Regions from separate parts of the Homo sapiens genome. Here region 1 is linked to region 2. The links are chromatin contacts, found by Hi-C or POLR2A ChIA-PET in ENCODE. All regions are on one chromosome and are shown on one strand. The core of a region is the stretch at or near the end of the contact, and the rest is flanking DNA. Distances in the headings are between cores, read along the strand shown. Region 1 overlaps HNRNPM (heterogeneous nuclear ribonucleoprotein M). Region 2 overlaps ANGPTL4 (angiopoietin like 4).

What was found. A loop is a pair of places that touch in the nucleus more often than their neighbours do. ChIA-PET counts read pairs that join two places held with the same protein, here RNA polymerase II (POLR2A).
Region 1: a loop to region 2 is called in a map of astrocyte of the cerebellum, with 4 times the contacts of the local background. The contact joins two enhancer-like sites. A Hi-C loop is called at or near these places in 1 of 168 maps with a recorded cell type or tissue (astrocyte of the cerebellum). POLR2A ChIA-PET finds 5 or more read pairs at or near these places in 3 of 52 experiments (AG04450, common myeloid progenitor, CD34-positive and naive thymus-derived CD4-positive, alpha-beta T cell).

The regions. Positions count from the first base shown.
Region 1 is chr19:8,485,524-8,489,761 of GRCh38, forward strand. HNRNPM (heterogeneous nuclear ribonucleoprotein M) reads left to right here. Exons shown (of 16, transcript NM_005968.5): 14 at 80-882; 15 at 1,501-1,552; 16 at 3,168-3,591. The coding sequence ends at 3,331. Among named protein-coding and RNA genes, the nearest start is that of PRAM1, 15 kb to the right of the region's middle. RefSeq lists enhancers at 1,657-1,746, 2,037-2,086. Within about 2 kb of position 1,933, at least 15 of the 41 ENCODE cell types and tissues checked have a DNase peak (open chromatin) inside an H3K27ac peak, as active enhancers do.
Region 2 is chr19:8,371,513-8,376,138 of GRCh38, forward strand. ANGPTL4 (angiopoietin like 4) reads left to right here. Exons shown (of 7, transcript NM_139314.3): 6 at 1-10; 7 at 2,193-2,858. The coding sequence ends at 2,374. It overlaps RAB11B-AS1 (RAB11B antisense RNA 1), which reads right to left. Exons shown (of 3, transcript NR_038237.1): 3 at 2,864-3,096. Among named protein-coding and RNA genes, the nearest start is that of ANGPTL4, 9.7 kb to the left of the region's middle. Within about 2 kb of position 3,087, at least 9 of the 41 ENCODE cell types and tissues checked have a DNase peak (open chromatin) inside an H3K27ac peak, as active enhancers do.

The sequences.
Region 1 (4,238 bases), core at 683-3,182, 110 kb after region 2:
AGCTGAAGTGGTCTGGCGTGTTGTGCACACGCACACTCAAGTTCTTGACACCCACCTGTGTTTTGTGTCCCTGTTTCAGGTGGAGGTGGAGGAAGCGTCCCTGGGATCGAGAGGATGGGTCCTGGCATTGACCGCCTCGGGGGTGCCGGCATGGAGCGCATGGGCGCGGGCCTGGGCCACGGCATGGATCGCGTGGGCTCCGAGATCGAGCGCATGGGCCTGGTCATGGACCGCATGGGCTCCGTGGAGCGCATGGGCTCCGGCATTGAGCGCATGGGCCCGCTGGGCCTCGACCACATGGCCTCCAGCATTGAGCGCATGGGCCAGACCATGGAGCGCATTGGCTCTGGCGTGGAGCGCATGGGTGCCGGCATGGGCTTCGGCCTTGAGCGCATGGCCGCTCCCATCGACCGTGTGGGCCAGACCATTGAGCGCATGGGCTCTGGCGTGGAGCGCATGGGCCCTGCCATCGAGCGCATGGGCCTGAGCATGGAGCGCATGGTGCCCGCAGGTATGGGAGCTGGCCTGGAGCGCATGGGCCCCGTGATGGATCGCATGGCCACCGGCCTGGAGCGCATGGGCGCCAACAATCTGGAGCGGATGGGCCTGGAGCGCATGGGCGCCAACAGCCTCGAGCGCATGGGCCTGGAGCGCATGGGTGCCAACAGCCTCGAGCGCATGGGCCCTGCCATGGGCCCGGCCCTGGGCGCTGGCATTGAGCGCATGGGCCTGGCCATGGGTGGCGGTGGCGGTGCCAGCTTTGACCGTGCCATCGAGATGGAGCGTGGCAACTTCGGAGGAAGCTTCGCAGGTTCCTTTGGTGGAGCTGGAGGCCATGCTCCTGGGGTGGCCAGGAAGGCCTGCCAGATATTTGTGAGAAATGTAAGTGGCTCTTGGGGAACTTCTTGGTGGTGGTGAGCATGAGGGGACAGGGGAGGCAAAGATCAGCAGGATGAAGTCAGAGGTGGCGCCCTTCAAAGGGGACCACACCTCCTTGCCACTGTCCCAAACGTTTTATGCTAGTGGGACAAGTAAGGAATGTGAGAACTGTGGGTTCTGGAAGAGCCTGGGCTTCTCCACTGTGCTAGAATATGGAGCAGACGCTGAGCTCAGAGACTCCAGTTTCTGATTGGTTGGCTTGAAGAGGCACTATGTGTTGCACGATGGTCCAGGGAAAGAAGTGGCTGTAACGGAATTATTTTCCCCAGCTCAGCCACCCTTAGCCACTATTTAGTGACTGTGGGCTGCGCACCGCAGGCCTGAGTGTCCCATCCTGCACGGTGCTCCCACAGGCAGAGCCCCAGGGAGGGAGCTGGCTGTGCCGCTTCACAGCCTTGTCCCACATGTATCTATTAGTTTCCTGCTGATCGCCTCAGTCTGAAGGGCAGCCAGCTTCTCGGTATAGTGAGAAATCTAGCATGGCCCTCAGAGCCAGCTGCAAGGCATGCCTTAGGATTTGGTTTAATCACGCATCAGTCTCCCTTTTCTTCTCCCCTTCAGCTGCCATTCGATTTCACATGGAAGATGCTAAAGGACAAATTCAACGAGTGCGGTAAGTGTTGGGAACGGCTTTGTAGGTGCTTCCCTCGTGCTTGTTGGTGACGCAGCCGAGTCAGCAGCAAAACCTCCCTCCCAGCCCCCTCCGTCGGCTCAGGACCCATGGCCTTGCCATGTTCTGCCCACGCCAATGCTCAGGCAGGTTGTTGAGTGTCCTGTGATGTGTCACATGTTTTTCAGCTGTGTTCTCATTTCATCCTTACTTCCTTTTTTCTTTTTGAGTCTTTGAAACAAGGTAGTAGTGTCCCCATTTCACAGATGAGTCAGGCAGAGTCTTCCTTCTGAGGTTACCTGGCTTCTAGGTGGCAAGGCTAAATAAATACATCCCAGACGAGGTCGCTTTCCCCTCAGCACAGCTGGTGTGGGGCCTCGGAGAGAACACAGCCCAGCAGGTGCCATGGGGAGGCGGTGCAGGCTCTGGGCACACAGCAGCTCCTGTGAGGGTGAGGCTAAGGTCTTGTGGTTTCCTGGCACATCGGGCAACTCTTCTGGAGGGCTCTGTCTGTGGCTGAAAGCAAGTTGTCTTCCTTCCCTGCCCTCCAGGGTGAGCCCCCACCCCGCATGCACCACCTCTGTTCTTTTTAGCTAGAGGGGCCTGAGCTAGAGGTCTGGGCAGCTGCTTCCGCACTGTCCTCCCGCTTCCTGTTTCAGCAGTGGCTCCGATTTCACCACCATTGCTGCTTCTCCATGGTTCTTGGGGCAAGCCGTTGAGTCATGATCTGCCTCTTTGCTCCATTCTTCACCTCTTTCCCCACTCCTGAGTTCCCATGTTGTAGCTAGATATTCTGAAAAGGCCAGTGGGATCACAGCGCCCCCAGCCCCCACTTTTGCAATGCCTGGAGCGGCCCTGTGCCTTCAAGAGGAAGTCCAGACTCACAAGCCCCTTGAAGACCTGGTCCTATCCTCCTCCATCTCCCTCCTGTCCCAGAACCTGAGCGGCAAGTGCTGCACGTGTCCCGCAATGCTCTCGTGTGAGCCAATTACTGGCAAGTCTTCTTTCTGGTGAATTTCTGTGTAAGCTCACTCAGAACTTGCCCCTGAGGACCCCTCCACCCTACCTGCCCTGGGCCCTCTCTTAGGCACTGAGTTCCCACCTCTGGCATTGTGGCCCTACCACCTTTGGTACTCCTGGAGTAGAGCCTTTGCCCTCTAGGGCTCTGTCCACGGCGTTGACACATATCTGGATGCTTAACGGGTGCTCAAATGAATAAGTGAAACCTGCTGGCTTTCATTTGGACAGTACAGACGTGTCCATTGGATTGCGGATGGCTTTGTAACCAGGGGCGGTGGCATATCAAAAATGAAGACTTTGTAAAATGTATGGGAACTTTCTGCCTATAAAGCTGGCTTTACACTGCGCCTTCTTTTTTGAACTTCCTGAAGCGTAAAGGCGTGCATTGAATCCGCCAGGAAGGCTTTTCATGGGGCAGGGGCAGGCTCTGTTAGCAGAAGAATGGCAGTGTGGCTGAGGGGGCCGTAGTCATTGGTTCTCGCCATTGTATTCTGAGCCTTTGTGCTCTAGGCTTCAGGGCCTCTCCTTTTTGACTCTGTCCACCAAAATCTAACAAAATCGGGACTGAGTGTCGTCTCTTCTTCCCTCCCTGTCCTAGGCCACGTGCTGTACGCCGACATCAAGATGGAGAATGGGAAGTCCAAGGGGTGTGGCGTGGTTAAGTTCGAGTCGCCAGAGGTGGCCGAGAGAGCCTGCCGGATGATGAATGGCATGAAGCTGAGTGGCCGAGAGATTGACGTTCGAATTGATAGAAACGCTTAAGCAGTTGCCTTTTTTAAACATCGATACGAGACCTCTGAATTTGTATTTTTTCTTGTTAACCATTTTAATTTGTTGGCTGGATGTATAAAGATGTTTAAAAAATTCAGTTGCTTTTTGGGGTAATTTGAATTACTTTTTTAATGACTGGGGTTCCATTTGACTGTTTGCATTGAGATTGCAATGTGCGCAATTTTTTTTGTAGTTGTGGCATCTTGTTGACATCGAATATGACTTTGATAATAAATACCGGTTCCTGAAAACGGCCTGCTTGTGTGTGCTGTGTGGGCAACCACGCGAGGTGTGGGGAGCTGGGGTCACTCGAGCTTCCAGTCCAAGCAGCAGGGATCTCATCCCCTCTCTTGCTTGTCTGAGGCCCCAGGGGTGGGTGCCTGCCCACAGATGGGGGGAGACTCTTCCCTGGAAACTGCCTTCCTGTGGGCTGTAATCCCCCGGCTTACAATGGAGCGTTTGGCTGTTTAGAGCCTTCTGAGGCCAGGCGCGGTGGTTCATGGCTGTAGTCCCAGCTACTCAGGAGGCTGAGGCAGGAGAATCACTCGAACCCAGGAGGCGGAGGTTGCAGTGAGTGAGATCGCGCCACTGCACTCCAGCCTGGGCAACAGAGCAAGACTCCGTCTCAAAAAAAAAAAAAAAAAAGCCCCCCGAAAGCCATCCTGTCTCCCTGTTGTGAAGTTAACGCCCTGGGGCACAGGCCCTGCCTGAGTCAGGCTTGTTCTCTGGCTTTTTTTTTTTCCTGCTGAAACAGACCAAACTGTGTGCCACCTTCCATGCGTGTTCAGTCCTGCCAGAGGCTCAGGCCAAATCTGATTGATACCTGGGCTCTGTCAGAATTGGGTATAGGCCCCACCCCTTCCCCCAGTGAAGCGCTCTCAGGATCCACTCAGGCCAA
Region 2 (4,626 bases), core at 1,837-4,336:
AGCCTCTCTGGTGAGCAGGCCCTGCCATGCCACACCCAGCCAGCAGCTTCCCTCCTTATCTTTCTGCTGCTCTGTCCTGCCTTCAACCCCACATTGCATCTGTTTCCTGCCCCCACCTCTTCCTTACATGCCGTGTGTGTGATTGGGCCACTAACTTAGCCTATCTGGCCTCAGTTTTCCCATCCTGAAAAGGGTCTTGACCGTCTTTACTTTTATTTACTTATGTGTTTGTTTATTTATTTATTTATGTATTTATTTTTTGAGACGGAGTCTCACTTTGTCACCCAGGCTGGAGTGCTTTGTGGCACGATCTTGGCTCACTGCAAGCTCCACCTCCTGAGTTCACACCATTCTCCTGCCTCAGCCTCCCGAGTAGCTGGGACTATAGGTGCCCACCACCACGCCTGGCTAATTTTTTTGTATTTTTAGTAGAGATGGGGTTTCACCGTGTTAGCCAGGATGGTCTCGATCTCCTGACCTCGTGATCTGCCTGCCTCAGCCTCCCAAAGTGCTGGGATTACAGGCGTGAGCCACCGCGCCCGGCCTACTTATTTATTTTTTGAGACAGAGTCCCGCTGTGTCTCCCAGGCTGGAGTGCAAGTGACGTGATCTTGGCTCACTGCAGCCTCCGCCTCCTGGGTTCAAGTGATTCTCCTGCCTCAGCCTCCTGAGTAGCTGGGATTACAGGTTCCCGCCACCATGCACAGATAATTGTTTTGTATTTTTAGTAGAGACGGGGTTTCACCATGTTGGCCAGGGTGGTCTTGAACTCCTGACCTCAAGTGATCTGCCCACCTCGGCCTCCCAAAGTGTTGGGATTACAGGCGTGAGCCACAATACCCGGCCACAAACATCTTTATAATGGTGCTCCACAGGATTCTTTTTTTTTTTTTTTTTTTGAAACAGGGTCTCACTCTGTTGCCTAAGCTGGAGTGCAGTGGTGCGATCTCGGCTCACTGCAACCTCCACCTCCCGGGTTCAAGCAATTCTCAAAAAAAAAAAAAAATTAGGCACGGTGGCTCACACTTGCAATCCCAGCACTTTGGGAGGCTGAAGCGAGTGGATCACTTGAGCCCAGGAGACCAATCTGAGCAACAGGGCGAAATCCTGTCTCAATTAAAAATACAAAAAACTAGCTGGGCATGGTGGTGCCTGCCTGTGTTCCCATCTACTTGGGAGGCTGAGTTGGGAGGATCTCTTGAGCCTAGGAGATAAGGCTGCAGTGAGCTGAGACTGCGCCACTGCACTCAAGCCTGGGTGACAGAGTGAGACCCCTGCCTCAAAAGAAAAAGAAAAAATGCAGGCATGGTGGCTCACACCTGTGGTCCCAGCTACTTGGGAGGCCCAGGTACAAGAATCACTTGAGCCCGTAAGGTTGACGCTGCATTGAGCCATCACCACACCACTGCACTCCAGCCTGGGCAATGGAGCCAGGCCCTGTCTCAAAAAAAATTGTTTTTAAACTTAAAAATAAGGCCGGGTGTGGGGGCTCACACCTGTAATCCCAGCACTTTGGGAGGCCGAGGTGGGTGGATCACCTGAGGTCAGGAGTTCAAAACTAGCCTGGCCAACATGGTGAAACCCTGTCTCTACTAAAAATACAAAAATTAGGCCAGGCGCAGTGGGTCATACCTGTAATCCCAGCACTTTGGGAGGCTGAGGAGGGTGGATCACATGAGGTAAGGAGTTTGAGACCAACCTGGCCAACATGGTGAAACCCCCTCACTACTAAAAATACAAAAACTAGCCAGGCGTGGTGGCGGGTGCCTGTAATCCCGGCTACTCAGGAGGCTGAGGCATGAGAATCCCTTGAACCTGGGAGGCAGAGGTGCAGTGAGCCGAGATTGTGCCACTGCACTCCAGCCTGGGAGATAGAGTGAGACTCAGTCTCAAAAAAAAAGACCAAAAATTAGCCAGGTGTGGTGGCAGGCGCCTGTAATCCCAGCTACTCGGGAGGCTGAGGGAGGAGAATCACTTAAACCTGAGAGACGGAGGTTGCAGTGAGCTGAGATCGCACCACTGCACTCCAGCCTGGGTGACAGAGTAAGACTCAATCTCAAAAAAAAAAAAGTCAAGTCCAAAGCCCAGCCTGGTCCCCAACCTGCCTCATCCTCAACCCTATCCCTATCTCCTTTCAGCCCCATCGGTGGCTCAAAGACCTGACCATGTTCCCTCTCCCCTGACCCCGGCAGGAGGCTGGTGGTTTGGCACCTGCAGCCATTCCAACCTCAACGGCCAGTACTTCCGCTCCATCCCACAGCAGCGGCAGAAGCTTAAGAAGGGAATCTTCTGGAAGACCTGGCGGGGCCGCTACTACCCGCTGCAGGCCACCACCATGTTGATCCAGCCCATGGCAGCAGAGGCAGCCTCCTAGCGTCCTGGCTGGGCCTGGTCCCAGGCCCACGAAAGACGGTGACTCTTGGCTCTGCCCGAGGATGTGGCCGTTCCCTGCCTGGGCAGGGGCTCCAAGGAGGGGCCATCTGGAAACTTGTGGACAGAGAAGAAGACCACGACTGGAGAAGCCCCCTTTCTGAGTGCAGGGGGGCTGCATGCGTTGCCTCCTGAGATCGAGGCTGCAGGATATGCTCAGACTCTAGAGGCGTGGACCAAGGGGCATGGAGCTTCACTCCTTGCTGGCCAGGGAGTTGGGGACTCAGAGGGACCACTTGGGGCCAGCCAGACTGGCCTCAATGGCGGACTCAGTCACATTGACTGACGGGGACCAGGGCTTGTGTGGGTCGAGAGCGCCCTCATGGTGCTGGTGCTGTTGTGTGTAGGTCCCCTGGGGACACAAGCAGGCGCCAATGGTATCTGGGCGGAGCTCACAGAGTTCTTGGAATAAAAGCAACCTCAGAACACTTTGTTCTTTGTTCTTGTTTGTTTTCTTTCTTTTTTTTCTCTTTCTTTAGTTCACAGATCTAGTAAGTTACCCTCAGTTTGTTTTAAAAAGTGAACAAAGTCCATGTAAACATGTTCCCAGGGCCAGGCACGGTGTCTCGTGCCTGTAATCCCAGCCATTTGTGAGGCCGAGACAGGCAGGTCACTTGAGGTCAGCAGTTCGAGACCAGCCGGGCCAACATGGTGGAACCCCCATCTCTACAAAAAAATACAAAAATTAGCCGAGCATGGTGGTGCACGTCTGTAGTCCCAGCTACTCTAGAGGCTGACGCAGAAGAATCACTTGAGCCAAGGAGGCAGAGGCTGCAAATAAGCCGAGATTGCGCCACTGCACTCCAGCCTGGGCAACAGAGCAAGACTCCATCTCAAAACAAAAATAATTTTTTTTTCGTAGAGGCAGGGTCTCATTCTATTGTCCAGGCTGGTCTCAAACACCGAGACTCAAGGGATCCTCCTGCCTTGGCTTCACAAAGTGATGGGATTAAAGGTGTGAGCGCCACTGCACCCACCCCTGAAGGCTCTAATTCTACATCTGTGTTTTGTTAAAAAAAAAAAAAAAAGATGGCGTGGTCGCTCATGCCTGTAATCCCAGCACTTTAGGAGGCCGAGGCAGGTGGATCATCTGACATTACGAGTTCCAGGCCCGCCTGACCAACATGGTGAAACCCCGTCTCTACTAAAAATACAAAAATTAGCCGGGTGTGGTGGCGGGTGCCTGTAATCCCAGCTACTCAGGAGGCTGAGGCAGGAGAATCACTTGAACTCGGGAGGTGGAGGTTGCGGTGAGCAGAGATCATGCCACTGCACTCCAGCCTGGGTGACAGAGCAAGACTTGATTTCAAAAAAAAAAAAAAAAAAAAAAAGAATAGGGCTGGGCGCATTGGCTCACACTTGTAACACTAGCACTTTGGGAGGCCAACGAGCGGATCACCCGAGGTCGGGTGATCCCGCTGTATTGCTCTATATAGTGAGATCCCTATATAGGGTCTCACTCTATTGTCCAGGCTGGTCTGGCCTGGCCAATGTGGTGAAACCTCATTTCTACTAAAAATACAAAAATTAGCTGGGCATAGTGATGCGCACCTATAATCCCAGCTACTCAGGAGGCTGAGGCCGGAGAATTGCTTGAACCCAGGAGGTGGAGGTTGCAGTGAGCCGAGATGGCGCTGAGAGGTGACAGCGTGCTGGCAGTCCTCACAGCCCTCGCTCACTCTCTGCGACTCCTCTGCCTGGGCTCCCACTGTGGCGGCACTTCAGGAGCCCTTCAGCCCACCGCTGCACTGTGGGAGCCCCTTTCTGGGCTGGCCAAGGCCGGAGCTGGCTCCCTCAGCTTGCAGGGAAGTGTGGAGGGAGAGGCGCGAGCCGGAATCGGGGCTGCGCGCGGTGCTTGTGGGCCAGCTGGAGTTCCGGGTGGGCGTGGGCTTGGCGGACCCTGCACTCAGAGCAGCCGTCCGGCCCTGCTGGCCCCGGGCAATGAGGGGCTTAGCACCCGGGCCGGACAGCGGCTGCGGAGGGTGTACTGGGTCCCCCAGCAGTGCCAGCGCACCGGCGCTGCGCTTGATTTCTCACCAGGCCTTAGCTGCCTTCCCGCGGGGCAGGGATCGGGACCTGCAGCCCGCCATGCCTGAGCCTCCCACCCCCTCCATGGGCTCCTGTGCGGCCCGCGCCTCCCTGACGAGCACTGCCCCATGCTCCATGGTGCCCAGTCCCATCCACCACCCAAGGGCT